Linked DNA regions of Homo sapiens: region 1 is linked to region 2. A link is an interaction called in ENCODE POLR2A ChIA-PET data of the cell type or tissue named here. Cell type or tissue: OCI-LY7. All regions are shown on one strand. Each heading gives the region's core, and the rest is flanking DNA. Links, peaks and the distances in the headings are about the cores only. Region 1 overlaps TIA1 (TIA1 cytotoxic granule associated RNA binding protein). Region 2 has its middle 16 kb from the start of PCBP1.

Region 1 (10,814 bases), core at 869-8,868, 120 kb after region 2:
CTTCAAAAGAGCATGGACATGCTGACACCTTGATTGTGAATTTCACGCCTCCAAAACATTGAGAAAATAAATTTTTGTTGCTCTAAGCCATCCAGTTTATGATACTTTGATACAGCTCCTCAGGAAAAAAATAAAACTACTCACTCAAAAAAGTGGAAAAAAAACAGAGATGTATCTATGTTGGTGGTTGTGAATGGGAGATAAAGTAGAAGCATATGCAAACAACTCTTGAGAATTATAGCCAAGAAATGGGGATACAGTTAGGGAAGGGATGTGAGGATAAACAGTGGTTTTGATTAAGAGATACTAGATGGCCAGGAACGGTGCCTCATGCCTATAACCCCACCACTTTGGGAGGCCAAGGCGGGCGGACTGGTGGAAGCCAGGAGTTCGAGGCCAGACTGGGCAACAAAGTGAGATTGTTCCTACAAAAAAATATATATATATATTTTTGAGACGGAGTCTCACTCTGTTGCCCAGGCTGGAGTGCAGTGGCATAATCTCAGCTCACTGCAACCTTTGCCTCCCAGGTTCAAGCGATTCTCCTGCCTCAGCCTCCTGAGTAGCCGTGATTACAGGCGTGTGCCACCATGCCTGGCTAATTTTTCTATTTTTAGTAGAGACGGGGTTTCACCATGTTGGTCAGGCTGGTCTCGAACTTCTGACCTCATGATCTGCTTGCCTCGGCCACCCAAAGTGCTGGGATTACAAGTGTGAGCCACCATGCCTGGCCTTTTTTTAAAAAAAAATTAGGTGGGCATGGTGGTGTACACCTGTGGTCCCAGCTACTCTGGAGGCTGAGGCAGGAGGATGGATTGAGGCCAGGAGTTCGAGGCTGCAGTGAGCTATGATCACACCACTGCACTCCAGCCTGAGTGACAGAGTGAGACCCTCTCTCCAAAAAAAAAAGAGAGATCCTAGGTTGATGAGAATGATCCAGTAGAGAAGGAATAGAGTGATGACACAGAATAGCAGTAATAACAAGAACAGCACATTATGATTCCATTTATAGGAAATGTTGAGAACAGGGAAATCTACAGAGACAGAAAGTAGATTGACAATTGTTCAGGGCTGGCAGGAGGGGCATGAAAGGAGGATAGTGACTGCTAATGAGTCATGTAGCTTCTTTTTGGGGTGGTAAAAATATTCTAAAATTTATTTTGGTAATAGTTGCACAATTCTGTGAATTACCTAGAAACCACTGAATTGTATACTTTAAAAAAAAAATTTTTTTTTTTGAGACAGGGTCTCTGTCGTCCAGGCTGGAGTGCAGTGGTGCAATCTCAGCTCACTGGATCCTCAACTTCCTGGGCTCAGGTGATTCCCCCACCTCTGCCTCTCAAGTAACTGGGACTACAGGTGTGTGCCACCATGCCTGGCTCATTTTTTGTAGAGAAGGGGTTTTGCCATTTTGCCCAGGCTGCTCTCAAATTCCTAGGCTCAAGTAATCTGCCTGCCTTAGTCTCCCAAAGTGCTGGGATTACAGGTGTGAGCCACTGTGCCCGGCCACACTGTATACTTGAATTATATCTCAATAAAGCTGCTGTTAAAACAAAAACAAAACAAAACAAACAAACAAAAAAAAAACAATGAAGCAGTGGCAGCATAGGCTCAAAGTCCTTGAAAAGGCAAGAGAGATGGGGACACAATCATAAGTGATTTTGCCTTTGACAGGAAGGACCTTTCCTGTACTATAATAGGAAGAATGGGAAGGTGGATGAATTTTATGTAAGTTTGGTGGTTGAAAGATGAGAAACACATGTTTGCCAAGACAGTACTCTGTACTCACCTAAAGTGTGTGACCATTAAATTAGAAGCAAAACCACCTGAACTCAGTTTTTTTCCAGGAACATTCAGTTATTTTGGGGTAGGCAGAGAAGCTAAGCTCAATCAGTATTGTGGTCTTCCTAGCATGTAGAACATAGGAAGAGAGGCTGGGGGTAATTGCAATCAGGGCTGTAGCACTGCGTAACAGAGCCAAGCACGTATCACAAATTTTACATAAGTTGAAATTTATAGATTTAAATTTATAGAAGATTTTATAGAAGATTATATTATTTACTGCCGGGCGCAGTGGCTCACGCCTGTAATCCCAGCACTCTGGGAGGCCGAGGCAGGTGGATCACAAGGTCAGGAGTTTGAGACCAGCCTGGCCAACATAGTGAAATCCTGTCTCTACTAAAAATACAAAAAATTAGCCGTGCATGGTGGCGGCACCTGTAATCCCAGCTACTTGGGAGGCTGAGGCAGAAGAATTGCTTGAACCCAGGAGATGGAGGTTGCAGTGAGCCGAAATTGCGCCATTGCGCTCCAGCCTGGGCAACAGAGCGAAACTCCGTCTCAAAAAAAAAATTATATTATTTACTCAAAGTTACATCTGTTTTATAATGGTTGTCAGAATTTGTATACATCTCTGGCTAACTCCAGAGGCCATACACAGGTTATCAAGAGACATCCTTTGCTATTTGACTCTAGTTCATACTAAATACACATTCAACAGTGATTTTTATATAGCAGAACCCTACAGTCCACAATCTCGAAAATGTGAAAAATGAGTTCCTAGCCCATCAAACCGCCAATTTATTTCCCTAACTTGCACTAAAACATCCTAAAACCTATGAATCAATCCTCTAAGGAACTCAAATTAATCACGGCTATCAATCCATTATAGAAGGTATTTTTCTACCTTTCTAAAACATTATGCTATGCTTAATAGTAAAGTTTTGAGAACCAAATAAATTCTCTTAATTTTTATTTTCTCATCTTACAGGAAAAAAAAAATCTTTGGTAGATGGGACATGTACATGATTGAGCTTGTATTGTTTTCACCTCTCAATGTACTTTACAATTTTCAACTTTTTTTTTCTTGAGACAGGGCCTCACTTTGTCACCCAGGCTGGAGTACAGTGGCTTGATCATGACTCACTGCAGCTTTGGCCTCCTGGATTTAAGTGATCCTCCCGCCTCAGCCCTGCAAGTAGCTGGGACTACAGGCATGTGTCGCCATGCCTGGCTAATTTTTTGTAGAGATGGGGTTTTGCCATGTTGTCCAGGTTGGTCTTGAACTCCTGACCTCAAGTGATCCGCCCACCTTGGCATCCCAAAGTGCTGGGATTACAGGTGTGAGCCACTGGGCTCGGCTGAATTTTCGGAATTCCCGGAAAAAAAAAAATTAAAAAAAAAGTAAAATAAAAAATATATATATTTTGTAGAGATAGGGTCCCACTATATTGCCAGTATTTATCTCAAACTTCTCAGCCTCCCAAAGTGCTGAGGTTATAGGCATAAACCACTGTGCCCGGGTAATATTTAATTTTTTAAAAAGTTCCTATCCATCACAGTATTTTTATTTATTTATTTATTTTTTGAGACAGGGTCTCACTCTGTCGCCCAGGCTGTGCTGTGGCATGATCTCGGCTCACTGCAACCTGTGCCTCCTGGGTTCAAGTGATCCTCCTGCCTCAGCTTCCCGAGTAGCTGGGACTACAGGCGCCTGCCACCACGCCCGGATAATTTTTGTATTTTTAGTAGAAACAGGGTTTCACCAGGTTGACCTGGCTGTTCTCAAAGTCCTGACCTCAGGTGATCCACCCGCCTCAGCCTCCCAAAGTGTTGGGATTACAGGTGTGAGCCACTGCGTCCGGCCTCCTCACAGTATTTTATTAGCTACTTTTAAACTACCATGGGAATATAAACTAGGGAGATAATGAATTAAATCCATAAATGAGATTTTCAACATCTACCTTTGGCTGATAATTTAAACAACTTTACTTTCTACATTCTGAAAACATCTTATCAGTACTCTGCATGCCTCAGGTGCCAATAAATGTTAAACAGACAAAACAGAAGAAATCTTCTAGTGAGGGTTTATTTTAATCATCAGTAAAATAAACAGCAGACGAAAAAAAGATTAGTAATTAAAACGGAGTGTTTCCATTCTTTACTCTTTAAGCATTATCCATGCACTTCTCACTGAGCTCACCCATTTGTTGAAAAAGGAGACAAAGCCATATCCCTTAGACTTTCCTGTTGCCATGTCTTTTACCACTCGGGCATCTCTGAAATCAGAAACAATCAGAAGTTTAGGTTTGCAAACTATCCTCTGGATATCAAATAAGAATTTCACACACAACTCATTCTCATGTTTCACCTTCATTAAAGTGAACCTTTAATGCAAATTCACCTTTTATTCTACAAAATTTATCATGTATTAGGAAATGAGGCTTAATTTTATAGACATGCAAATCAATAACTTAAGTATATATGTATATTTATATTGTACAGAAATTGCCTCTCTCTTCAAAAAACTTTTTAAACTTTTAAATATTAAGCATGGTGAAAGCAGCTACTCACATGAACTACTTAACCACTTATAAAGTTCACAGGACATTAGATGAATGGCTTTCTTTAACCATGCAATTTATAACTTATTTGACACTATATTCTACCTAATCATTAAAAAAAAATAGAAAACTGGAAACCAAAAGAATGAAAAAGTTGTATATTCCCTAAACTAATTAAACTATTTAATTTTTTCAGATCAATTTATACCCCCCTTTTTGTCTAAATTTTGAGAACTTGACATTTTCAGAAATGTTAAATCATTGAAGAAAAATACTAGACACACACAAGTTTTAAGCTAGACAAGAAAAGATTTTACACTGAATTTTATAATAGCATTCATATAAAATTGATTGGAACTACAAGATATAAAAGCAAAATTTTAAAAAGTCAGAAAGTAAAAAAGCACGCCAACATTTATCCACTGTGAACCGTAGCTTGTAGTTAGCCAGGGCAATTCTGTCCATTCTTCAGAGACACTCTGCAAAATAACCAGAGCCCTATTATTTGAGATTGAGTAAAAACCCAGCCATGATAGCTAAAACTCCATACCTCAAAAAATTGGACTCAAATTGTGCTTCACAGGCAATCTGCTTTTAAGTTAGTCAGGTATGTCACAATGCTTGCTCTCTCAGGACACATGAACAAAACAGGCACTTTTATAACAAAAACCCAAGTCAGAAAGCCATGCAATGTAATTTTCTATTAAAGTATACATAAGCATATTTTAGATCAATCTGAGTGATTTATTAAGTGTTCAGGGTCAAAATGACAAAGACGTGGTGGTGAAAAGGGAAAATTAATGTAAGTCAATGTTCAATATGCAAAAATACTTAATAAATTATCTGTATGGTACGCATGCATTTAATCTGGTAGCTGACTCTCTTCTACGCTGTAATTTGTTAGTCTACCCTAAACTCAAGGAATAGGAAGAGTTTATAGGCTGTATATAAGGGAAAATACCATATTTTTTATACTACATGCTTTTACAGACCACTGTTTATTACACATCTATAAATCAAGCACTGATATTTGCACTTTTTAGAGAATATCATGAGAACCCTTCAACATACAGTTATCAACTTATCTCCTTTAACAACAACAAAAAATCAGGAAAATATGCTACTGACTGCCAAATGATTCCTTTAAATGCAGGAAAGCTAATTCCTTATATAGCCTAAAACTCAAACATTATACATTATCTCAATTGAAAATCATAAAACTTAAAGGTCTTACCAAGAAAAAAAAAGTATACACCAATAATCATGGGACCATAAGAAAATCTACAGACTAAAAATATGACACAGAAATATATTTAAGAGAAAAAAATATAACCCACGATTTGTAAATCATGAAATTGCTAAAATCTGAAGGTCACTTAACTTAAACTCACCAACTGTTAAACAATCTTTGCCTAATTCCAAACTAAAATTCCCGTGTTTTCAAAAAAACTACCTCAATTAAAATCAAAGCATTTAATAAAATAGCTACTTAATCTGTTCACAATGTTAGAAAATTTTTTCTTCTTAAAGTTTCAGAAAATGTTAGTCTTGAAAAATATTCAACTCATTTATTTCTCTCTGAAAAGATTCTCTGAAGCAGCAGCAAAGATCTAGATCAGGCTTCTTTATCCTTTTATGGTTCTATGACTACTCTGACAATAGGATAAAATTTACAAAGATTTTCCACACCAAAATGAAAACACAAAATTGTGCATAGAGATTTAGAGCCCTTGAGAGGCCAAAGGCTAAGACTGTCTAAGTCCAGATATTCGAAAGCAAGCTAATTATTATTGAAACTCTAAGATATTATTAAGAAGGACAATCAAGAAATGAAAGCTGTACTTATTTTCCTGATCAGGTCTCACAAAGAAAAATGTCATCTGAAAGAAGTCCATTTATAAGCCCTAATTCTGTGACCACCTTTAAAGTTGGTAATTCCTTGGTCACATCCCCTAATCAAGGAACGATAACTCTTCAAACGAAAGCTCCTAAAATTCACCAATACTACTGGCATTTACTTTCCAGTCTCCTCATCTCATCTCTGCTGTTGGTCTGTTCAAACCAAACCACAGCTAGCACTTCCTTTTTACTATTCTTCTAGGTGGAAAAATAACAGAGCAAGCAGAAACCCTGAAGAAGTTTTCTAAGCTAATTACTCTACAGAAAGTACTGTAAACAACTTGTTATTCTTACTCTAATATGGCATGCTTTTCAAAATTTTAAAGTTCTTCTATGATGAATGCTATCTCAAGTAAGGTATTTATTCATAAGGGCCTAAAATGTATGACTAATAACAAGTGCAAGCAAGGCAGTGCTTCATAAAATATTATTAAGGCACTATTATTGTTAGCAGTTTTTTTAAAAGGGTGTAAATATCTAGAAAATAATATTCAATAACTGCTTTTTAAGTTGAATTGTTAAGGTTTCTTTTTGTTAAAATATATTAACACAAAATGCATGGTATCATAGAAGTACCCAACAGATCTAAATTCCTTAGTTACAGCACAATTTTACTAAAGATTGTCACCAAGCTAGCTTGATACCTATATAAGAAAGTAAAACATGTACAATGGCAAATTTGTCTCTTAAGAGCTATGCTAATTGAAAAAGGATTTTAAGATAATTGAAAACCAAAGGTTTATTCATCAATGGGAAAACAATCTTTTGCTGTTAACTTCTTGAATGATCTCTAAACAATGTAATACATTATATTCAAGTTATAAAATTAATGTACAAAATTCACAACAGAATTATTTTCAAGTTATGTCTACATATAATTGTTTCTAATTAAAAGGATTTTATTTATCTTCTGTTACTTACGATATTCTTCCAAATGGTGCAAAAGCAGCTTTTATATCTTCAGTTGTAATTTCTGGGCTGAGATCACCAACAAAGACATGGAAATGATCTTATAAGGGGAAGGAAGGGGAAGTGAAAAGAAAAATAGAACTTTAGAATTTAAAAAGTACTAAAATCTATCCAATAAAGTATTCTTAAAATGATTATGGCTTATGATAAAGTATAAATAAAACACTATCCTATATCTATACAAATCCTACCAATTTTAAACAATGAATCAAGGTAACAATATAGGAAAAATTCTCCTGAAACGACTGTGATACATCTAACTGTAAAGTGACATTTATATTTCTATTTACAGTCAATTATTACACTGGTCTAAGAAAATAAACTAATAACATACAAGTTTCAGTTCTGCAAAAAAATTTAATGACTTAGTTACCATTCTAATAATAATTATTTACTTTTATTCAGTTTACCACTATATTAAGGCTTTACAAATTAAAATAAAATAGTGGTACTGTGAATTATGTAGACTAGATTTGCCTCAGTTAACACAATTTACTGAAGCTAGCTACATGATATATACTTGGTTTAACCATATTTTGTGAAGAACAATCAAAGAAATACCTTGCATTGCAACAGTTTGATGTTAAAGTATTTGACAGTTTTCTCAAAAGCCAACAGTTTTGGTTGCCCAGACATTACACCATTCAGTTTATGTGAATCCATGTGCAAGTGAACTAAGACTGAAGGCAACAGAATGAAAACAGTAATCCCTTCACTTTATATCAGAACCATTAAAAAAGCATTGGAGAGAAATAACCAACCCATATCTGAAGTTTTTAAAAAAGACAATTATCAAAAAAAGAAACACTTTAAAAATGCAAAATTGTTGGACCAACACTTTAAAATGGACACATACATCAATTTGACAAAGCATATTTGGAAAGAAAAGTTACCCATATTTGACAGGCCTTAAACAACATTTTGGATTGCTCTTTGGGAAACAAAATTTGAGGAGCAACTCAAGCATTTGGAAGATCTGGGTATGAAGCCCAAATGGTGACCTCAAGAAAGGAGGGTATTTTGCCCCTTAGTTGGTGAAAGTAGTTCTAAGGCATCAGCTGCTACCAAACGGGTCAGAAAGCTTGAACTAGCACCAAAGTAGCGGACAAGTTATACTTGGTCAACACTGAGAAGGGAGAAAAGTATTGCTAGAGAGACAAATAGAAATAATATCTCCTCCCGCCCCCCTCCCCCAAATATCAAACAAAAAAACTTCAGGTGGTTAGTGAATACCCTTTCAAGAGATTTCATTTTATGTTTAAGAAGATACAATTACCTTGTGAACGCTGTGTGCTGACAACGGTACTACCTGATGACAAAGATTAGATTTGTTCTTAAATTTATTAACACAAACACATTCAATCATATCTTAGGATAACGATCAAAACATTACTGCAAACATGTATGATGTTTATAGGCTTTACAATAAAACTACTGGGTACAATAAAAACAAATGTTCAAAGAGCATAAAATATACTTACTGCTTGTATCTTTCTTTTGACTGCTAGGGGTTGTTGCCCAATTCACTTTGACTTCCTAAAAAAAAAAAATTTCTACATTTATACTTCACAAAAATAAAGCCCAAAATCACATTTGTATCTATAAACACATAGGAAGATATCTGTTTAAGATGAAACACTGAAGGAGATACCAGCTCTGGTCAAGTTTCAACACTTAATCTTCTGACCTACATTTAGGCAAATAATGTTGACAAATCCTAATCTTTATGTGTCTGTTATCATTCAATTAACCTTTCCTACCTAAAGTACCCATATTATTTTTTTTCCTTTCATTCTTTTCCATTAGCATCCAAGCTTGAGTAATTCAGCAAATATTTTGTTATTTACCATGTACAATCCACCATGGAAAATACTAACATAGGCTGCTGGCTGACGTCTGTAATCTCAGCACTTTCGGAGGCCAAGACAGGCGGATCACCTGAGGTCAGGAGTTCAAGACCAGCCTGGCCATCAGAGTGAAACCCTGTCTCTACAAAAATACAAAAATTAGCTGGGCATGATGGTGGGTGCCTGTCATCCCAGCTACCCAGGAGGCTGAAGCAGAAGAATTGCTTGAACCCATGAGGCAGAGGTTGCAGTGAGCCAAGATGGTGCCACTGCACTCCAGCCTGGGTGACAAAGCAAGATTCCATCTCAAAAAAAAAAAACAAAAAAACCTGGGGACGGTGGCTCACGCCTGTAATCGCAGCACTTTGGGAGGCCGAGACGGGCAGATCGGATCATGAGGTCAGGCGACTGAGACCATCCTGGCCAACACGGTGAAACCCTGTTTCTACTAAAAATACAAAAAATTAGTCAGGCGTGGTGGCGGGCGCCTGTAGTCCCAGCTACTCCAGAGGCTGAGGCAGGAGAATGGCATGAACCCGGAAGGCAGAGCTTGCAGTGAGCTGAGATCGCGCCGCTGCACTCCAGCCTGGGCAACAGAGAAAGACCCAACTCAAAAAAAAAAAAAAAGAAAAGAAAATACTAACATAAACACAAGCCTCTGCCCTCTAAAAGCTTTATCCTACCTTTTTAATATTATATGTCAATAACTGACCTTTTGCTATAAAGTGTTTAATGTTTCAGCCAGGCGCGGTGGCTCACATCTATAATCCCAACACTTTGCGAAGCCGAGGCAGGCAGATCACCTGAGGTCAGGAGTTTGAGACCAGTCTGGCTAACATGGTGAAACCTCATTTCTACTAAAAATACGAAAAATTAGCTGGGTGTGGTGGTGCGTTCCTGTAATCCCAGCTACTAGGGAGGCTGAGGCAGGAGAATCACTTGAACCCAGGAGGCAGAGGTTGCAGTGAGCCAAGACTGTGCCATTGCACTCCAGATTGGGCAACAAGGGCAAAATTTCATCTCAAAAAAAAAAAAAAAGTGTTTAATGTTTCTAAAAAGGAAACAAAATCATATATAACTTAAATTTTTTCAGTGCAAGTCACCTTCTTTAATTACGACAGCTTACCTTACCCATTATCTTCCGTCCATTCATAGCAGCTAATGCTGCAGCTGCATGACGATGCTCATGAAACTCCACAAAACAATAGGGATCATTTCCAGCTGTCTGTGGGAGAAGAAACACAAAAGCCAATTTTAAGCTTTATTCACCCATTACCTTAAAATTATGTAAAAAAAAAAATCTTAAACCAAGTTTTATACATCTAAGTTATCAGGCCATGGAGAATGAATGGTCTATTCCACAAGTAAATTTTAGATTTAAAAAAGTAGGCTGGGTGAGGTGGCTCACACCTGTAATCCCAGCACTTTGGGAGGCCAAGGCAGGTGGATCATGAGGTCAGCAGTTTGAGACCAACTTGGCCAACGTGGTGAAACCCTGTCTCTATTAAAAAAAAATACAAAAATTAACCAGGCATGGTGGCAGGCTCCTGTAATCCCACCTACTCGGGAGGCTGAGGCAGGAGAATTGCTTGAACCCGGGAGGTGGAGGTTGCAGTAAGCTGAGACTGCGCCACTGCACTCCAGCCTGGGCGACAGAGCAAGACTCCGTCTCAAAAACAAACAAACAAAAAAGTAAACAGCCAGCTCCTGTAGTCCCAGCTACTTTAGGAGGCTGAGGTGGGAGGAATGCTTGAGC
Region 2 (10,814 bases), core at 1,917-9,916:
CGTGAGCCACTGCGCCCAGCCAAATTCACCATTTTAAAGTGTACAATTTAATGGTTTTTAGTATATTCACAAGATTGTGTAATCATCATCACTCTCTCATGCCAGTCATTTTCATCACCCCAAAAAGTAACCTTTGCACCTATTACCAGTCATTTCCATCCTCCCTCACCTCCAGTCCCCACCCCCGAGTCCCTGGCAAGCACTAATCTACTTTCTGGCTCTATGGATTTGTTTATTCTGCACATTTCATATAAATAGAATTATATAATATGTGGCCTTTTGCATCTGACTGCTTTCATTTAATATAAGTTTTCAAGGTTTGTCCATGTTGTAGCATGTATCAGTACCTATTTTCTTCTTTTTTTTTTTTGAGACGGAGTCTCGCTCTGTCACCAAGGCTGGAGTGCAGTGGCACGATCTCAGCTCACTGCAACCTCTGCCTCCCAGGTTCACACCATTCTCCTGCCTCAGCCTCCTGAGTAGCTGGGACTACAGGTGCCAGCCACCATGGCTGGCCTAATGTTTTGTATTTATTTATTTTTTTAGTAGAGATGGGGTTTCACCGTGTTAACCAGGATCGTCTCGATCTCCTGACCTCGTGATCCGCCCGCCTCGGCCTCCCAAAGTGCTGGGATTACAGGCGTGAGCCACCGCACCCAGCCTTCTTTTCTTTTAATGGTTGAATATATTCATATTCAAGTGTGATATGGTCATACAATATATGGTATCACATGACCATATGACATTTTATTTAGCCATTCATTAGTTGCTGGACATTTGTATTGTTTCCACTTCCTGACTATTATGAATAATGCTATGGTGAACATTGAACATTTGTGTACAAGTTTTGTATGGACATATGTTTTCATTTCTTTGGAGTATATACCTATCAGTGGAATTACTGGGTTATGTGGTAACTCTATGTTTAACTTTTTGAGGACTGCCAAATTTTTTTCACAGTGGCTCTATCATTTTACATTCCCACCAGCAGTATATGAGGGTTCTAATATTTCTACATTCTTGCCAACACTTTTTTTTCTTTTTTTGGGATAGGGTCTCACTCCTGTTGCTCAGGCTGGAGTGCAGTGGTGCGACCTCTGCTCACTGCAGCCTCAACTTCCCGAGCTCAGGTGATCCTCCCACCTCAGCCTCCCAAGTAGCTGAGACTACAGGCACGCGGCACCACACCTGGCTAATTTTTTGTATTTTTAGTAAAGATAAGGTTTTGCCACATTGCCCAGGCTGGTCTCAAACTATCTGCCTGCCTGCCTTAGTCTCCCAAAGTGCTGGGATTACAAGCTTGAGCCACTGCACCTGGCCACTTTTTTTTTTTTCTTTTTTTTACTGTAGCCATCCTAGTGGGTGTAAAGTGACACCTCATTGTGGTTTTGACCTGCATTTCCCTAATTGAGTATCTTTCCATTTGCTTATTGGCTGTTTATATATCTTCTTTGGAGAAACATTTATTAAAATCCTCCCCAACCTGGGCAACATAGTGAAAACCCATCTCTATTAAAAATTAAAAAATTAAAAATTAAAAAAATTTAGCCAGGTGCCATGGTGTGCGCCTGTGGTCCCAGCTACTCGGGAGGCTGAGGCAGGAGAATTGCTTGAACCCGGGAAGTGGAGGTTTCAGTGAGCCGAGATCACGCTATCACAATTCCAGCCTGGGTGACAGAGCGAGAATCCATCTCAAAACAACAAAATAAAATAAAATCCTTTGCCCATTTAAAAAATTAAGTTGTCTTTTTATTATTGCGTTGTAAGAGTTCTATATATATTCTATATACTAGAACCTTATTAGATATATAATTTGTAAATATTTTCTCCCGTTCTGTGAGTTGTCATAACTTTCTTAATAATGTCCTTTGAAGCACAAAAGTTTTTAATTTTGATGAAGACCAATTTTTTCTTTCTGTTTTTTTGGTTGTGGTTGCTTGTGCTTTTATTGTCATATGTAAGAAACCATTCCCTAATCTAAGGTCACGAAGATTTATACTCATGTTTTCTTCTATGAGTTTTATAGTGTAAGAACTAGAACTATAAAAATCTTAGAAGAAAACAAAAATATAAATCTTCATGACCTCGGATTTAGGTCTTTGACTCATTTTATGTTAATTTTTGTATATGGTGTAAGATTCCAGATTTGTTCTGTTGCATATGGATATCCAGTTGTTCCAACATTGTTTGTTGAAAAGACTATTCTTTCATTATTTTATATTTTTTTCCTATTTTTTACCTTAATAAATTGTGAACATTTTCACTACAATAAATACTACAATTTTGTGCGTTTTTTTTTTAGCCATATGTTATTTTTTTAACCTCTCTCCTATTTAATGCATATTTGTTTGTACATTTTGCTGTCTTTCTTTCTTTTTCTTTTCTTTTTTTTTTTTTTTGAGACAGAGTTTCGCTCTGTCGCCCAGGCTGGAGTGCAGTGGCACGATATCAGCTCAGTTCAAGTGATTCTTATGCCTCAGCCTCTCCGGTAGCTGGGGCTACAGGCACCCGCCACAGCGCTCAGGTAATTTTTGTATTTTTAGGAGAAATGAGGTTTCTTCATGTTGGCCAGGCTGGTCTGGAACTCCAGAACAGACAACGGAGGCCGGGCGCGGTGGCTCACGCCTGTAAGTAATCCCAGCATTTTGGGAGGCCGAGACGGGCGGATCACTTGAGGTCAGAAGTTCCAGACCAGCCTGGCCAACATGGTGAAACCCCGTCTCTCCTAAAAATACAGAAGAGTAGCTGGGCGCGGTGGCGGGTGCCTGTAGTCCCAGCTATCGGGGAGGCTGAGGTGGGAGAATCGCTTGAACCCGGAAGGCAGAGGTTGCAGTGAGCCGAGATCGCACCATTGCACATCAGCCTGGGGGACAGAGCGAGACTCCATCTCAAAAACAAAAGAACAAAATCAAATTATTCAAAAGAGGAAAGCCTTGATTTAAGGGCAGCTCCATTTCCAAGGCTTTTCATGCACATTATCACTTTGCTATAGAACAGCAGTTCTCAAACTTTTTGATCTTATCCCTTTACACTCTTAAAAATTACTCAGTTTGGCCGATGTGGTGGCTCACGCCTATAATCCCAGCACTTTGGGAGGTCATGGAGGAAGGATCACTTGAGCCCGGAAGCTCATAGACAATCCTGGCCTGGGCAACATGGCAAAGCCTCTTCTCTACAAAAAATACGAAAGTTAGCCAGGTATAGTGCCTAGTGCCTGTGGTCACAGCCACTCGGGAGGCTGAGGTGGGAGGATAACTTGAGCCCATGAGGCCGCAGTGAGCCATGATCGCACCACTGCACTCCAGCCTGGGCAACAGAGTGAGACCCTGTTGCAAAAAAAAAAAATTGAGATTCCTAAAAAGCATTTTTGTTATGTGGTTAACCATCTCACAAAATAAAGCATATAAACATTTTAAATGTTTACATATTAATTATTTTACAAATAACTATAATAAACCCATTAAATGCTAACATAAGTTGATATTTTTTATTAAAAATAACTATTTTCCAGCCGGGCGCGGTGGCTCACGCCTGTAATCCCAGCACTTTGGGCGGCCGAGGCAGGCGGATCACCTGAGGTCGGGAGTTCAAGACCAGCCTGACCAACATGGAGAAACCTCGTCTCTACTAAAATTACAAAATTAGACGGGCGTGGTGACGCATGCCTGTAATCCCAGCTGCTCGGGAGGCTGAGGCAGGAGAATTGCTTGAACTCGGTAGGCGGAGGTTGCAGTGAGCCGAGATGGCGCCATTGCACTCCAACCAGGGCAACGAGAGTAAACTCCATCTAAAAACAAAAACAAACAAAAAAATTTCCAAAGCAAAAAAAACTTAGTGTGAGAAACTATTTTGCACACTAAGATTTACATTTTTGGAAATCTCCTTAATGTCTGACAATAGAATACACTGTCTCCTGTTTGTTTCTGCCTTAATCACGTGATATCACAATCATCTAACCTCTGGAAAATTACATTCTGTGCCAGTGAGCAAACGAGAGTGAAAAAGGCAAACAAATTTTGTTTTGTTTTGTTTTTTTGAGATGGAGTCTTGCTCTGCCTCCTAGGCTGGAGTGCTGTGGCGCGATCTCGGCTCACTGCAACCTCTGCCTCCTAGGTTCAAGCGATTCTACCTCAGCCTCCTGAATAGCTGGGACTACAGGCGCGCACCACCGCACCCAGTTAATTTTTTTTTTTTTTTTTTTTTTTTTTTGGTATTTTTAGTAAAGACAGGGTTTCACCAGGTTGGCCAGGCTGGTCTCAAACTCCTGACCTCAGGTGATCCACCCACCTCAACCTCCCAAAGTGCTAGGATTACAGGCGTGAGCCACCACACCCAGCCACATCTTAGTATTATTATAAAAATAGTTCCGCCGCCATCTTTCTTCCTGGCAGGGGCCGACGCAGGGACCGGCGCGGGGGTGAGAGCGCGCGGCCGGATTCACCACAACATGGCAACTCTTTTTATAAGGAAAATGGTGAACCCTATGCTATATCTCAGTCGTCACACAGTGAAGCCTCGAGCCCTCTCCACATTTCTATTTGGATCCCTTCGAGGTGCAGCCCCCGTGGCTGTGGAACCCGGGGCAGAAGTGCGCTCACTTCTCTCACCCGGCCTCCTGCCCCACCTGCTGCCCGCGCTGGGGTTCAAAAACAAGACTGTCCTTAAGAAGCGCTGCAAGGACTGTTACCTGGTGAAGAGGCGGGGTCAGTGGTACGTCTACTGTAAAACCCATCCGAGGCACAAGCAGAGACAGATGTAGACCCTTTCCCTCCAGAGTCACGCACATACTCGTCATCGCGTCTCTTGGGAGAATGGTTGTATCTTATGGAAGGAATTATCACATCAAGGAGTCAGGGGAAAGTGACTGGAAGCAAACGCCCTAAAAGTTACCCATCACGTTTCAGTGTAAATGAGTAACTATAGAAGACATTGCATTATCTTATTTCCAAAATGTTCCAATTAAAAAACATTTTCCTATTAAAAAAAAGAAAATAGTTTTGACCTCTCAGACCCCTGAAAGGATCTGAGGGCGCCCTAGGGCCCCCCACCACTCTTTGAGAAATGCTACTCTACAGAAAGATTTTACCAAAGTGTACTGTCATCACTGTGCCCCTTTTTCTGTACCTTCACCAACATTGGGCATCATCTTGCTTTTTTTTTTAGCCTTTGCTGATTTGTTAAACAAAAAGCAGGATCTCTTCGTGATTTTAATTTGCATTCTGAAAGGTTCATGATTTTTGAATTTATATTTTTTCTTTTATAAACCACCTCTTTATATCCTTTGCATGTTTTCTTTCTGGGATGGGCATTTTGTCTTATTTATTATAAGAGCACTGTTGTTGTTTTTTTTTCTGGCTCTATCCCAGGCTGGAGTGCAGTGGCGCGATCTTGGCTCACTTCAACCTCCGCCTCCCAGGTTCAAACGATTCTCCTGCGTCAGCCTCCCCAGTAGCTGGGACAGGCGCCGGCCACCACGTCCGGCTAATTTTTGTAGCTCACCACTGAGAACAAGGTGACAAACATGGAGTTTATTGTACCTGTGTCAGATCAGGATTAGAAGACTGGAGACCTGTGAGTCCCCTGTTCCTCACAGGGGAGGAAGTGGCCCATCTGGGTGGGCTTCTTGGCCTCAAGCCAATGCTGTGATCCCCAGTAGGGGGCTGTCTCACTGTACCCTAAGGTGGGGCCAGTTTATACCCAAAATTTTAACAAGGGATTTGGGTATCCAAGATGTTAAAGCTTTGTTAGGGGAAAATAGGCTAAGCCCTCATGACCCATTTCTTCAGAAAAGATGTTTTAGAATAAGAAAAGGAAACTAGAATTTAACAGTCTGACAGGATATTCTTGCTAACCACAAATTTACAGAATTATAGTTTAGCCATAGAGGTCTTCTCCTTTCTCAACTTTTGCAGATCTCTCCAGTAAATGCCTCTACTGCTTGACTGCTTTCTGAAATAGGAAACCATTATAAAGTAGAATTTGTGTCCAAAGTGACTAGGCCCAGTTAGCTGGGATTTTCTCCATTTCAGTGTTGTTTCCCCCATCCTTAAGCACACTGGAGATTTTTCTCTGCCAGTTTGGCAGGTGAAAAAAATGGTATAGCATTGTTTTAATTTTCATTTCTTGGATTACTGGTGAGTAAAAAGAAATGTTATGTATCTCTCAGCTGTTTGCATTTCTCCTTTAGTGAATTGCCTATTCGTATCTTTTTCACCTTTTTCTATTGGAGTGTTCGTATTTTTCTTAATGATTGAGGATCTCGTTATACAGTAAAATATTAACGCTTCGACATATAATGCATTTTTTTAATGTGTCAGTTTTCTTTTAACTTCTGCTCTGCAGAAGTGTCTAATGATTAAGTAGCTAAATCTATCAATCTTTAACTTTATGGTTTCTGTCTTTAAAGTCAGGTTTGGAAAGTCCTTCCCTAACTTCAATAATTGTTTTTCAAAATTTCCTCTTTTTTCCTCCTAGTATTTTATATTTCCATTTTGTTATACTATTTAAATCTAAACCATCTGACATTTACTTGGGTATATATTATATATGATGGGAAGAGCTAGTAATTTTTTTTCCCCAAATTGCAGGCTCGTTGTCCAATGATATTTATTGAATAATCCAAGAAGGGAAAATATGTGGTCCGAGTGAATCTGTCTCCCCTTCCCGGGCCCCCGGAAGACATTTCTAATCAAATGCAGAACTCCTGGCTAAACTCAGACTAGGCCTCACAGCCCGATTAGAACTGCAAGCAGCTACCTCCAACCTACGAGATTTGTCATCAAGATGAAACATTTTGTCATTCCCTAAGTAATCTATCCTTTTTCCTATTGATGTGTTACTGACATACCTGTCTTTTCTTTCTGTGTTACTGACATACCTGTCTTTTCTTTCTGTGTTACTGACATACCTGTCTTTTCTTTCTGTGTTACTGACATACCTGTCTTTTCCTGTGCCAGCTCCACACTGTTTGGTTATCACTTCCAAGTACTAAATGGTAATGACTGGTAGCACCAGTCTTATACCATTTTTCAACATTTTAAAATTATTTCCTCAAACAAAAGTCAGACTCAGAATATGTCAGAAAATATTTAAAAATAAAAAATAAAATTATTTTTTCTGATTTAAACTTTTGATTTTTATTACATCAAAGTATTTCCAAAATAAATTAAAATTTAAAATTCATATTAGATTTTCCAATCTAGGTATACATAGTGTTTCTTTCCATTTTTAAAGATTCCCTTTATTTCTCTGAATGTTTTTTTTTCATAATGTCTTTCACATTACTGGTCGACTTTATTCCTGCATATTTCATATTTGTGGTTGCTATCAGAAGTGGAAGTTTTGGCAGGGCGCAGTGACTCACGCCTGTAATCCCAGCACTTTGGGAGGCCGAGGTGGGGGGATCACTTAAGGTCAGGAGTTCGAGACTAGCCTGGCCAACATGGTGAAACCCTGTCTCTACTAAAAATACAAAAATTAGCCTGGCTTGGAGCTGGGCATCTCTAATCCCAGCTGCTAGGAAAGCTGAGGTAGGAGAACCTCTTAAACCCAGGAGGGGGAGGTTGCAGTGAGCCAAGATCACACCACTCCACTCCATCCTGGGTGACGGAGTGAGACTGTCTGAAAACAATAAATAAATAAATTTTAAAAAATAAAAGAGTAAAAGAAGTGGAAGTTTTTTAAATATAACATCTCATTTCTCACTCTGTCACCCAGGCTGGAGTGCAGTGGCATGATCTCAGCTCACTGCAACCTCTGCCTCCCAGGTTCAAACGATTCTCCTGCCTCAGCCTCCCGAGTAGCTGGGATTACAGGGGCGTGCCACCATGCCAGGCTAATTTTTGTTGTTGTTTTTGTTTTTGGTTTTTGAGATGGAGTTTCGCTCTTGTTGCCCAGGCTGGAGTGCAGTGGCGCGATCTCAGCTCACTGCAACCTCTGCCTCCCAGGTTCAAGCAATTCTCCTGCCTCAGCCTCGCGAGTAGCTGGGATTATAGGCATGCACTACCACGCCCTTCTAATTTTGTATTTTTAGTAGAGACGGGGTTTCTCCATGTTGGTCAGGCTGGTCTCGAACTTCCAACCTCAGGTGATCCGCCCACCTCAGCCTCCCATAGTGCTGGGATTACAGGCGTAAGCCACCATGCCTGGCCTTAATTTTTGTATTTTTAGTAGAGGTGGGGTTTCACCATGTTGGCCAGACTGATCTTGAACTCCTGACCTCAAGTGATCCTCCCACCTTGGCCTCCCAAAGTGTTGGGATTACAGGCGGGAGCCACTGTGCCTGGCTTTGTTTCTTATTACTAGAATGTAAGCTTCATGAGAGCAGAGTCCACATATCTTTTGTTCATAACAGCCATAGAGCTGGCCGGGCATGGAGGCTCACACCTGTAATCCCAGCACTTTGAAAGGCCAAGGTGGGCGGATCACGAGGTCAGGAGATCGAGACCATCCTGGCCAACATGGTGAAACTCCATCTCTACTAAAAATACAAAAATTAGACAGGTGTGGCAGCACATGCCTGTAATCCCAGTTACTTGGGAGGCTGAGGCAGGAGAATCACTTGAACCCAGGAGGCAGAGGTTGCAGTGAGTTGAGATCGAGCCACTGTACTCCAGCCTGGAGACAGACCTAGACTCCGTCTCAGAAAAAAAAAAAAAAAATAGCCATAGAGCTTAAGAAACAGTGCCTCCACATTGTAGTTTCTCAATAAAAGTTTTTAAATGAATGAAGGAATAATGGCACAAAGCAATGCTATTATTTTAGTGTTATTAATTTGTAACAGGCGCCGGGCGCAGGGGCTCACTCATGCCTGTAATCCCAGCATTTTGGGAGGCCAAGGTGGGTGGATCACCTGCACTCAGGAGTTTGAGACCAGCCTGGCCAACATGGTGAAACCTCGTCTCTACTAAAAATACAAAAATTAGCCAGGCGTGGTGGCGTGTGCCTGTAATCCCAGCTACTCGGGAGACTGAGGCAGGAGAATTGCTTGAACCCAGGAGGTGGAGGTTGCAGTGAGCCGAGATTGCATCATTGTACTCCAGCGTGGGCGACAGAGCAAGACTCTGTCCCCCTCAAAAGAAAAAAAGAAAGAGAGAGAGAGAAGAAAGAAAGAAAAGAGAGAGAAAGAAGGAGAGAAAGAAGGAGAGAGAAGGAAAGAAAGAAAGAAAGAAGGAAAGAAAAGAAAGAAAGAAAGAAAGAAAAAGAAAATGAGCAAAGGAAGGATTTGGTGGCAAGGAGGTCATTGGTGATCTTAGTGAGTGTGGGGAGTATCTTTGTTGGGCTGGGGCGAAAGCCGCCTGTGATGGTTGAGGAGAGGTGACAATATGCAGACTGCCTCTGGGCTACTCCTTCAAGAAGCTTAGCAGGGCCAGGCGGTGGTTCACACCCACAATCCCGGCACTCTGGGAAGCCAAGGCATGAGGATCACTGGAGCCCAGGAGTTCAAGACCAGTGTAGGCAACATGCTGAAATCCTGTCTCTTACAAAAAATACAAAAATTAGCTGAGTGAGGCTGGGTGCGGTGGCTCATGCCTGTAATCTCAGCATTTTGGGAGGCCGAGACAGGCGGATCACTTGAGGTCAAGAGTTCAAAACCAGCCTGACCAACACAGTAAAAATCCATCTCTACTAAAAATACAAAAATACAAAAATTATTGCACCACTGCACTCCATCCTGGGTGAAAGAGTGAGACTCCATCTCAAAAAAAAAAAAAGAAAAGAAAAGAAAAGAAATGAAATTAGCTCAGTGTGGTGGCTGGCGCCTGTAGTCCCAGCTACTCCAGGGGCTGAGGTGGAAGGATTGCTTTAGCCTGGGAGTTCGAGGCTGCAGTGAACCGTGATTGCGCCACTGCCCTCCAGCCTGGGCGACAGAGCGAGACCTTGTCTCAAAAAAAAAAAAAAAGAAGAAGAAGAAGCCACTAAGCTAAGAGGTAGGTACTAAGTTGAAGGGGAGACAGAATGGAGATAAGGATTTGGGTTTTTTAGGTGGTAGTGACACAAGGATGTTCATAAGCTGAAGAAGAAAAGACCAACAAACAGACTAAACATTTGAGAATGAGACAGAGGAAAAAGCATACGGAGCAAAGCACAGAGGTCACAGGGTGTGTGGCCAGCAGTGGTGGGGACGCTGCTAGCTTTCTCTGAAGTGGGAGAAAAGGAGTGTTCCTTTCCCTGCACTTTCTCAACCACACTGACTGAGGAAGGACAGAGGGGGCCCAGAGAGCAGTGGGGGTGTCCAATCACTGTTCTTGGGCCTGGAAACTGTTGGGGCTGTGGACCCCAGAGTACTGAAGGACTGCTGGACGGAGCGTATGGCTCCATCTGAGCCTGTAAATCATAAATCTACCTGGTCAAAGAGTAAAGGCCTCAAAGGTTCTGAGTTAATTGGTCTGGTTTTTGACCTGAGCATCAGAAATTTTTTAAGCTCCCTGAGTGAGTCTAACATGCAGCCATGGTTGAGAACCACTGGGGTTAAGAAGTGAATTGAGACGTATGGAGACTTAAATCTCCAACCCTGGGTGGGAGGACAAGGAGAGGCTCTGCCGCCCTGGCTGGAATAGTGGGGCCCTGTTTGGGTTGTGGACGTCCCTTCAGTCACAGGAGGATGAATTCCTGCCTTGTTCCTTTGGTCGGATCTGAATTCTTCCCCAACCTCCCGCCCTAACTGATAGCATACAGGGCTTCCCAGACAGAGACCATCAGCCCCTAGGGTGGCAGAGAAAGGCCAGGTTCAGGAATGTGACATTAATTATGACAAACAATATGTTCTCCCACTTAAGAACTAAGCCTGGTTGGCTGCGCATGTGCGCGCGCGT

Evidence for each region. Peaks named below come from ENCODE experiments on the same cell type or tissue, not always from the same donor. Only the 100,000 strongest peaks of a DNase experiment are listed, where the experiment ranks them.
Region 1: POLR2A ChIA-PET joins it to region 2 with 11 read pairs; 6 of 35 experiments call an interaction of 5 or more read pairs at or near these places.

Annotation. Positions count from the first base shown.
Region 1 is chr2:70,220,572-70,231,385 of GRCh38, forward strand. TIA1 (TIA1 cytotoxic granule associated RNA binding protein) reads right to left here. Exons shown (of 13, transcript NM_022173.4): 3 at 10,185-10,283; 4 at 8,693-8,747; 5 at 8,488-8,520; 6 at 7,164-7,251; 7 at 3,983-4,058. Among named protein-coding and RNA genes, the nearest start is that of TIA1, 23 kb to the right of the region's middle. In OCI-LY7, for the core only: no CTCF peak of the experiment used is centred there; no DNase peak of the experiment used is centred there.
Region 2 is chr2:70,098,104-70,108,917 of GRCh38, forward strand. It overlaps the pseudogene MRPL36P1. Among named protein-coding and RNA genes, the nearest start is that of PCBP1, 16 kb to the left of the region's middle. RefSeq lists an enhancer at 5,330-5,379. In OCI-LY7, for the core only: CTCF peaks have their summits at 5,654 (motif pointing right) and 5,857; DNase peaks (open chromatin) are centred at 5,588, 6,698, 9,338 and 9,858; H3K4me3 peaks cover 3,775 bases; H3K27ac peaks cover 4,404 bases.